Regions from separate parts of the Homo sapiens genome. Here region 2 is linked to region 1. The links are chromatin contacts, found by Hi-C or POLR2A ChIA-PET in ENCODE. All regions are on one chromosome and are shown on one strand. The core of a region is the stretch at or near the end of the contact, and the rest is flanking DNA. Distances in the headings are between cores, read along the strand shown.

Region 1 (4,292 bases), core at 494-2,993:
AGGGCTCTTGTTTACAGCTTTGGGTACAAGGACATTTGCTTATTATCTTACAGACACAGTGATGACTTCTTCACAGGTGTAGGTGACATTTTTCCACAGCACGAAAACTGCCTTACACGTCCTTTGTATTCTTCCAATGAGACCCAGCAGAGCCTTGATACTGGGCTGCAGTCAGCAACGGGCGCACCTGACAGGAGCCACATGCTCTGCCCTCCACGTGGCCCTGCCCTCTCTGTGGCCCCACCCCATGGCGGCTGGGACACAGCCCTTCTTGGCCAGCATCTGCAGAAGTAGGATCTGTGCCTCGGGGCACACGTGTTATGAGCCAAATTCCCTCATTGAAATGACCTATAGGCCTGGTATTTTAAGTACATGGGTGTGGAGCACAAAAGACTCTCAAGTGTTTCTCCCAGCGAGCTGCAGCCGGAATAGTGAGAAATCACAGGAGAGCAAGGGAGGGCAGGTTGGCTAAATAGCAACGGCCCCAAAATGGGCTTTTCAGGACCCAGTGCAGGGGTGGAAGGATGGGGCTGCTGCCGAGAGGGCCGGTGTTTCTGTTGGCAGCCTGGAGGATCCAAGGCTCCCTGAAGCACTCACTGGCCTTGGTCTGGTGAGGCCAGCAGAGGCTTTGGTCAGTGCACAGATGGCCCCAGCACTGATCCTGTGTGTGCTGCTGGAAGTCGGCAGCTCTTGGTTCCAGAGGGGGCCACCACGGGGTCACAGGGTGGCCTGCATGGAAGGAAGCCAAGGAAAGGGGTAAACAAGGGGTAAACACCAAGTCCTTCCTCCTGCTCACTGAACCCTGACCACCACAGCAGCATCAGTTCCAGCCAGGGCTTGGGTTCCAGGAGGACCATTAGAAGACCATTAGAAGCACCAAACGACACTCATACTGAATAAGAAGGTGAGAACAAAAAACAACAGGGCAGATGAGGTTTGTCTTGATGTAGGCTTGGAAGCAGTGAGAGAGAAGAATTCCATATAAAATCCCATGAAGGTGGAAACACAGTGGTGATTCATTCAGTGTGGACTCTCAAGGCAACCTACTTAGGTTCAAAACCTCGCTCTGCCACTTGCTAGCTGTGTGACCTCAGGCAAGTTACTTGACCTCTCTGGGGCCTCAGCTTTGTCATCTGTAAAAGGGGGTTAATAACAGTCATTCCATCTCGTAGCATTGTTCTGCAGGTTAAATGGAATGCTGAATATACAAGCAGAGCACAGGGAAAGGTCTCAGTAAATGTCAGTGGAATGATCATTAAAGACATGATAAAGGTGATTCCACAAAGACCAGAGCTGTGACAGATCCCGTAAGAAGGAGCTGGGGATGAAGTAGGCACTGACGTCTGACATGAGGAGGGGTTTTGTGCGTGTGTGTGTGTGTGTGTGTGTGTGTGTGTGTGTGTGTGTGTGTGTTCAGCAGGTGATGGGGCTGCTACCAGGCCTAAACGCAACTTGAACTTCAAGTTCAAGTTCACTCCTGCCCCGCCAGCTGGCGACCTTTGTAAGGCACAACTGTGAGTGGCTGATATGCTATGTAAACAAGCCAGGCCAGTGCTCCTCACTGCAACATGTGTTGTCTCCCTCGACGCCAGTGTGTCCATCCAAATGCCAGGGCAAAATACTAACTGCTTTATTTAGTTGGGAAGAAGGTCAAGGGGTGAGTCTTCCTGGACACTCGCTGCCATGACACACTCCCCAGGGCCAGTCAGCGGGGAGGCCCCAGGTCTAGGCTTGATTAGTCTTGACGTTGGCGGCCCTGGGGCTGGTGAACTCTGACAGCCAATTGTGGTCAAATAAAGCCACGGCTGGAACCTGCAGTTCCGCATGGCCCAGCGCACTCTCCACTTCCTCACCACATCTGGGAAGTGGCTAAACCTCAGGATTGCTTCAAATGTGCACACTGCTCCCCAAAGAGCTGAGGGTGGCAAGGAGATTACAAAGCAAAAAGACATGCAGCTCGGGGTCATTTCTTGCCTAGGTGTGAAGAACATATTTAAAAGTGCATCCAGGCCACATCAGAGCAGAATCCTCCTATAACACCCCGTGTCTGACGGGCGAGCCCCGACTCCTGTTGTGACTCGGCCTCCTCAGGTCTAGTTTGCAGGTATCCCCGGTCTACCTGAGTTGGCTCTGCAGCAGACTCTGTTCCTGTCACTCTCCTTAGTGTAGGTCTGTAAGCATGAGTCATCTTCTTCTTTTGGGGACAGTTTCAGGGGATGTGAAACTTGCCCTTTGTCACGCAAAGGAAGGCTGCAGACACAAAGGAGCCGTCTGCCCTGGGGGCTCAGAGTCCTTAGGAAACACAATCGCAACATTTTTCACTCTTGTGTTTGTCTGCAGGAAAGCCAGTTGTGCCCAGAGTCTTGAAACGCCCAAAGAGTGAGAAAGGAAAAATAAAAGAAAAACATCGCAGCTTTTAAAAACCAAGAGAGTCAGTGAAGGCTCAGGTTCTGCTCTTTGCAAATTCAGGAAATCCCACAAGATCCTGAAAGGTTGCAGGGAGATTTCTCCTTTTACAATAGATGGCTTTGGGTCTAATTTTAATTGCGGATAACTAAGTATAAAAATTAACGTACCCTCGGATTCCAGGAGTAGTCTGCATTTGGAGTATTTTTTATGAAGTATTTTTAATTTTGATTTCTCACTTTTCCACTGGAACAACCTAACAGCCAAAATTCATGCTTATGCTCCTCTTCCATTTCCTTACCCAAACATTTGCCACTATTTTTGACAGTGGAGTTGTATAATTAATTTATTTGGGGATTTCTGGACGGGATACAAATCCTTCAACTTGCACATAATTTCCTGATTCTCCATGCTGAATTGAATTAAGATGTCGGCGTACTGTATATACTTGTGTGCAAAGTGCCTGTATTTGCAGATTGCTTGATCCAATCGCACTCACATCACACATGCAAAATGCAGACTTGAGGCCTAAGCTACTGGCACCAGGACTACCCTCAAAAGTCAGACTGAAAATCAGGTCCTTAGAATATAGAACTCAGTTTTCCATGGAAATGGCATTTGTTTGGAATTATGGATTGTTTGAAAAATAGCTGTTTTACTTGGAGAAAACCGAAGACATGCAAAGCATTTTCTCTGGAGATGTTCTATGAAAATGAGTTGTTTGAGGACAGGGACAGAATTTTATTCATCTTTGTATCTTCTATTCTGAGGCAATAAAGAAAAGTTTGATAAATGAGGCCAGGCATGGTGGCACATGCCTGTAATCCCAGCACTTTGGGAGGCCAAGACGGGAGGATCACTAGAGCTCAGGAGTTCAAGACCAGTCTGGGCAGCTTGGTGAAACCCCATTGCTACCAAAAATATAAAAAATAAAATAAAATAAAATAAAAATAAAAAATAAAATAAAATAAATTAGCTGGGCATGGTGGCACACATTTGCAGTCCCAGCTACTTGGGAGGCTGAGGCACAAGAATCACTTGAACCCAGGAGGCGGAGGTTGCAGTGAGCCGAGATCACGCCACTGCACTCCAGCCTGGGTGACAGAGTAAGACCCTGTCTCTAAAAATCAATGAATCACTCTGCAAACTTTCAGTTTGACAGCCAGTCCTTTACAACGTCGAATTTCACTTGGAAGGCATAGCTTGCTTTTTCCAAGGCACAGGTATGCTGGGCTCAACTGCAGGCAGGGGAAAAGCTCAGGTTTGCAAAAGGAGTGGAGGGGCGGGCCTCTTTATTTGGCAGAATATCACCTATCCCACAAAACACCATGATGTTCTCATGCAATCTTGCATTTCCTTTCCTGAGATTTCATTTTCCCTTTCTAATCTTCCTTTTCCTTTTGATACCACAGTTCCCTAGGATCTCAGCTGGGGAACCAAGTTTTAACCAAAACACCCCAAAACCCTGAATTCGCAGCCCCCTGGAGACCAAGGCCACACCTGCTGCCCTGTGCTTCCCCCAAGGACAGCCACCAGATTTACCAGTCTTCACTCATCCATCAGGCTGTGTGTTTGGGCTGGGGTCACACAGGGCAAGTGACCAAAGTGACCTCCTGGGCCTGGCCTCCTCCTGATTCCGATAGTGCCCCTAGCCGGGTGCCTCAAACACACAGCCCAAGGCCACACAGAGCTGCAGCTGGGAGGCCTGAGGCATGGACATTCTTCAGGGAAGGAAGGCTTGGGGGGCGTCAGCTCCTGCTCACCAGCCTTGCAGCACTTGCCACTGCAGGTAGGAAGAAAGGCAGGTGAGTGTGGAGGTAGAGAGGGAAGAGAGGGAAGCTTGAGGCAAGCTTGAGGAGGGAGCTGACTTCTAGGTACAGTGCCAT
Region 2 (4,280 bases), core at 266-2,765, 1.4 Mb after region 1:
GTTATCCGCCCGCCTCGGCCTCCCAAAGTGCTGGGATTACAAGTGCGAGCCACCAAGCCTGGCCTGTAACACTCATTCCTTACACTGGGTTGTTACTAGAATGTCAGAACAGTCACAGTTTTATTTTTCTTTGTCTGATAAGAAACCCTAAACTGCATATTTGTGTAACATCTTTACAATCTTCTTTCCTTAGAACGCCTGACAGACAATCTCAGAGTTGGACAGACATCCATAGTTGCTGCTCAGATGTTTCTTTTTTTCAGAGTTTTGCTGCTAAGAATATCTCCTCAACATTTGACTTCATTGTGGCCAATAATGGTCTCTGAATTGGTGAGTACAAGTATTGTAAGTTTGAAAGCAAGGTTGGAGCTTTTTAAAATGCTTTTTCAGTAACATAACGTACTATTTCCTATGTATCCCATTTTATCTAAATGTTATTTTTAATCAGGTTGGTAGCACATGGTTAGCTCTTGGTTAAACAGAGAATATTTTACTCTATGATCATATTTGATCTCTCACCCTGTCAGTTATTCCAACTAACTTGTACCATTTGATAATACTTACTAGTTTTTTATATACATATAAATTTGGGCTGGGCGTGGTAGCTTATGCCTGTAATCCCAGCACTTCGGGAGGCTAAGGTGGATGGATCACTTGAGCCCAGGAGTTCGAGACTAGCCTGGGCAACATGGTGAAACTCCTTGTCTACAAAAAAATACAAAAATTAATTCGGCATGGCGGGAAGTTGCATCTGCAGAAGGTTGAGGCTGCAGTGAGCCATGATTGTACCACTGCACTCCAGACTGGGTGACAGAGTAAGACCCCGTCTTATTCATTCATTCATAAATTAATCGATTTTTAAAAATAAGTAAAAAAAAATATTTGGGTAGATTTAATCTGTCTCAGATAGTAACTTGAATGCATTTTTTTTTCAGATTCAGACATTCACACAGCTTGAAGAAGATCTAAAAGATGAAGATGAGTCATTGAGGTAAGCAGTACAAGATCTGTACACAAGAGGAAAAGATAGTCACGATTAAAGCACGTCACTTTAGATATAGAGTTGTCTAATGTTAAATGCTGTTATCTTGAAGTACTTGTGAAAGGACCAGCTATTCCAAAAATTTCTTAAAAAGAAAATTCTTCTGAGGGACAGGTCATAGGTGAATGGACTATAACAGATCTGAATGAATTTATAACAAGCGTTTCTTTGCAAATTTATAGAAGCACCAACAAAGTAAACAGAACGAAAGTTTCAGTCCCGGATGCAAATGGACCCTCAGTGGGGGAGATACCCCAGAGTGAACTCATCTTGTATTTATCAGCTTGCAAATTCTTGGACACAGCGCTTTCTTTTCCACCTGACAAGATGCCATTATTTCAAATGTAAGTCAGATAGGATCGTGTGTCCTTTTTGAAGTAAGAGATTTTGTTTTTTCCTTTTAAGCACTTTCACTTGTTTTTCATGTACAGTTTATGGGAAACCACCATCTGGGTTTCTAGTGACAGCTAAGCCAGCTCGGAATACCAAGTTTCAGATTACTTGCAACATCTGTGGCTCTGCAAATTTGGCTCACAGGAGTGTTTATGAATGTGTTTCTATGGTGTGTGTGTGTGTGTGTGTGTGTGTGTGTGTGTGTGTGTGTGTGTGTGTGGTTTTTGCTACTGAATGCTTATAAAACAGGGCTTACCCACTGGTGCTCCTCACTGCCTTTGTGTAGACCTTTTTGTCTGTGTTTAGTTAGATACAAATGCCTTTATTTGGAGCCTGCCATCTCCGATTCACTTTGCCCCATAGGCTTATGTTTCCTGCCGGCTTAGCACAGCTGCTCATTTGTTTAATTTCATGACCAGCCCCAGAGGCTATTTCTCTCTCTCCTACCCCCACAAAGAGAGTAATCATATAGAAATGTTTGTGGTTAAAGAGCGGGTTCTCTTAAATGCACATTGCTAAGTGAAAGAAGCCAGTCTGAAAAGGCTACACACTGTATGATTCCAACCATGTGACATTCTGGAAAAGGCAAAACCATGGAGACAGTAAAAAGATCAGTGGTCGCCAGGGGTTGGGGAGAGGGAGGCAGGGATGAATGGGTGAAGCACAGAGGATTTTTAGGGCAGTGAAATTATTGCATACAGAGCTATAATGGTAGATCCATGTCATTGTCCATTTCTCCAAATCCATACAATGTACACCACCAAGAGTGAACCCTGATGTAAACTCTGGACTTGGGAGGATAACAGTGAGTCAGTAGAGGCTCTTCAGTTTTAACAAATGTACCACTCTGGTGCAGGATGTTGATAATACGGCAGGCTTGTATGTATGTAGGATGGGATGTACGGGAACTACTTTCTACTCCATTTTGCTGTGAACCTAAAGCTGTTCTGCAAAAGAAAGTCTTTTAGTTTTTAAAAAGCAGGTTTGGGCCGGACGTGGTGTCTCATACGTGTAATACTAGCACTTTAGGAGGCTGAGGCGGGTGGATCACCTGAGGTTGGGAGTTCGAGACCAGCCTGGCCAACATGGCGAAACCCTGTCTCAACTAAAAACACAAAAATTAGGCCAGGTACCGTGGCTCACACCTGTAATCCCAGCACTTTGGGAGGCCAAGGTGGGTGGATCACTTGAGGCCAGGAGTTCAAGACCAGCCCGGCCAACATGGTGAAAAACCCTGTCTCTACTAAAAATACAAAAATTAGGCCAGGCGCGATGGCTCACACCTGTAATCCCAGCACTTTGGGAGGCCAAGGTGGTTGGATCACCTGAGTTTGGGATCAGCCTGACCAACATGGAGAAAATCCATCTCTACTAAAAATACAAAATTAGCTGGGCATGGTGGCGTATGCCTGTAATCCCAGCTACTTGGGAGGCTGAGGCAGGAGAATCGCTTGAACCTGGGAGGCAGAGGTTGCAGTGAGCCAAGATCATGCCATCTGCCATTGCACTCCAGCCTGGGCAACAAAAGCGAGACTCCATCTCAAAAAAAAAAAAAAATACAAAAATTAGCCAGATGTGGTGGTGGGCGCCTGTAATCCCAGCTACTTCGGAAGCTGAGGAAGGAGAATCACTTGAACCCGAGAGGCAGAGGTTGCAGTGAGCCGACATCGCACCACTGCACTCCAGCCTAGGCAACAGAGCGAGACTCCCCCTCAAAAAAAAAAGAGGCCGGGCACAGTGGCTCATGTCTGTAACCCCAGCACTTTGGGAGGCCGAGGCAGGCGGATCATGAGGTCAGGAGTTCAAGACCAGCCAGGCCAACATGGTGAAACCCTGTCTCTACTAAAAATGCAAAAATTAGCTGCCTGTATTGGTGGGCACCTGTAATCCCAGCTACTCAAGAGGCTGAGGCAGGAGAATCGCTTGAAACCGAAGGCGGAGGTTGCAGTGAACCGAGATCGCACCACTGCACTCCAGCCTGGGCGAAAGAGCGAAACTGCATCTCAAACCAAAAAAAAGTGGAGGCTAGGCGCAGTGGCTCATGCCTGTAATCCCAGCACTTTAGGAGGCTGAGGCAGGTGGATCACGAGGTCAGGAGTTCAAGACCAGCCTGGCCAAGATGGTGAAACCCCGTCTCTACTAAAAATACAAAAAAATTAGTCAGGCATGGTGGCAGGTGCCTGTAATCCCAGCTACTCGGGAGGCTGAGGCAGAGAATTGCTTGAACCTGGGAGGTGGAGGTTGCAGGGAGCCAAGATTGCACCACTGCCCTCCAGACTGGGCGACAGAACGAGACTGTCTCAAAAAAACAAAAAAGTGGGTTCCGATATATGTGAATGTGCATAGCAACATTATTTATAATAGGCAAGAAGTAGAGACAACCCAAATGGCCATCAGCTGATGAACAGGCAGATCATGTGACATATCCATACAGTGGAATACGGTTCAGCAACAAAAAGAATTGAAGAACTGAGACACGCTGGAATCTGGATGAACCGGAAAATATGATGCTAAGTGAAAGCTCGAAACAAGGGAACATATAGTGTATGATTCTGCTTATATGGAATGTCCACGATGAGACAGAGTGTGGATTAGTGGGTGCCTAGGTCTCAAGGGTATAGGGGGTTGGGGTGGTGATGGCTGAGCAGGGCAGGATTTCTTTTTGGGGTAATGAAATACTCTAAAATTGATTGTGATAATAGACGTGCAACTCTATGAATATAATAAAAGGCATTGAGTTGTCCATATTAAATAGATACAGTATGTGAATTATATCTTAATAAAACTAATTTTAACGACGTTGAAGGCCTCTTACCAGCAGACCTGACCTTCTGTTTGTTCCCTG

Evidence for each region. A loop is a pair of places that touch in the nucleus more often than their neighbours do. ChIA-PET counts read pairs that join two places held with the same protein, here RNA polymerase II (POLR2A). Pooled maps may share reads with other maps.
Region 2: a loop to region 1 is called in a pooled map, with 5 times the contacts of the local background. The contact joins two enhancer-like sites. A Hi-C loop is called at or near these places in 1 of 37 single-sample maps with no recorded cell type and 2 of 50 pooled maps. POLR2A ChIA-PET finds 5 or more read pairs at or near these places in 1 of 52 experiments (OCI-LY7).

What each region holds. Positions count from the first base shown.
Region 1 is chr21:34,863,913-34,868,204 of GRCh38, forward strand. The region is part of intron 5 of RUNX1 (RUNX family transcription factor 1); the gene reads right to left. The region is part of intron 1 of RUNX1-AS1 (RUNX1 antisense RNA 1); the gene reads left to right. Among named protein-coding and RNA genes, the nearest start is that of RUNX1-AS1, 30 kb to the left of the region's middle. RefSeq lists enhancers at 1,388-2,587, 1,858-2,027, 2,068-2,347, 3,328-3,995, 3,996-4,292. Within about 2 kb of position 1,744, at least 17 of the 41 ENCODE cell types and tissues checked have a DNase peak (open chromatin) inside an H3K27ac peak, as active enhancers do; they include OCI-LY7, where a contact is called at or near this core.
Region 2 is chr21:36,287,821-36,292,100 of GRCh38, forward strand. DOP1B (DOP1 leucine zipper like protein B) reads left to right here. Exons shown (of 37, transcript NM_001320714.2): 33 at 194-330; 34 at 936-991; 35 at 1,225-1,386. Among named protein-coding and RNA genes, the nearest start is that of MORC3, 30 kb to the right of the region's middle. RefSeq lists a silencer at 1,973-2,022. Within about 2 kb of position 1,516, at least 8 of the 41 ENCODE cell types and tissues checked have a DNase peak (open chromatin) inside an H3K27ac peak, as active enhancers do; they include OCI-LY7, where a contact is called at or near this core.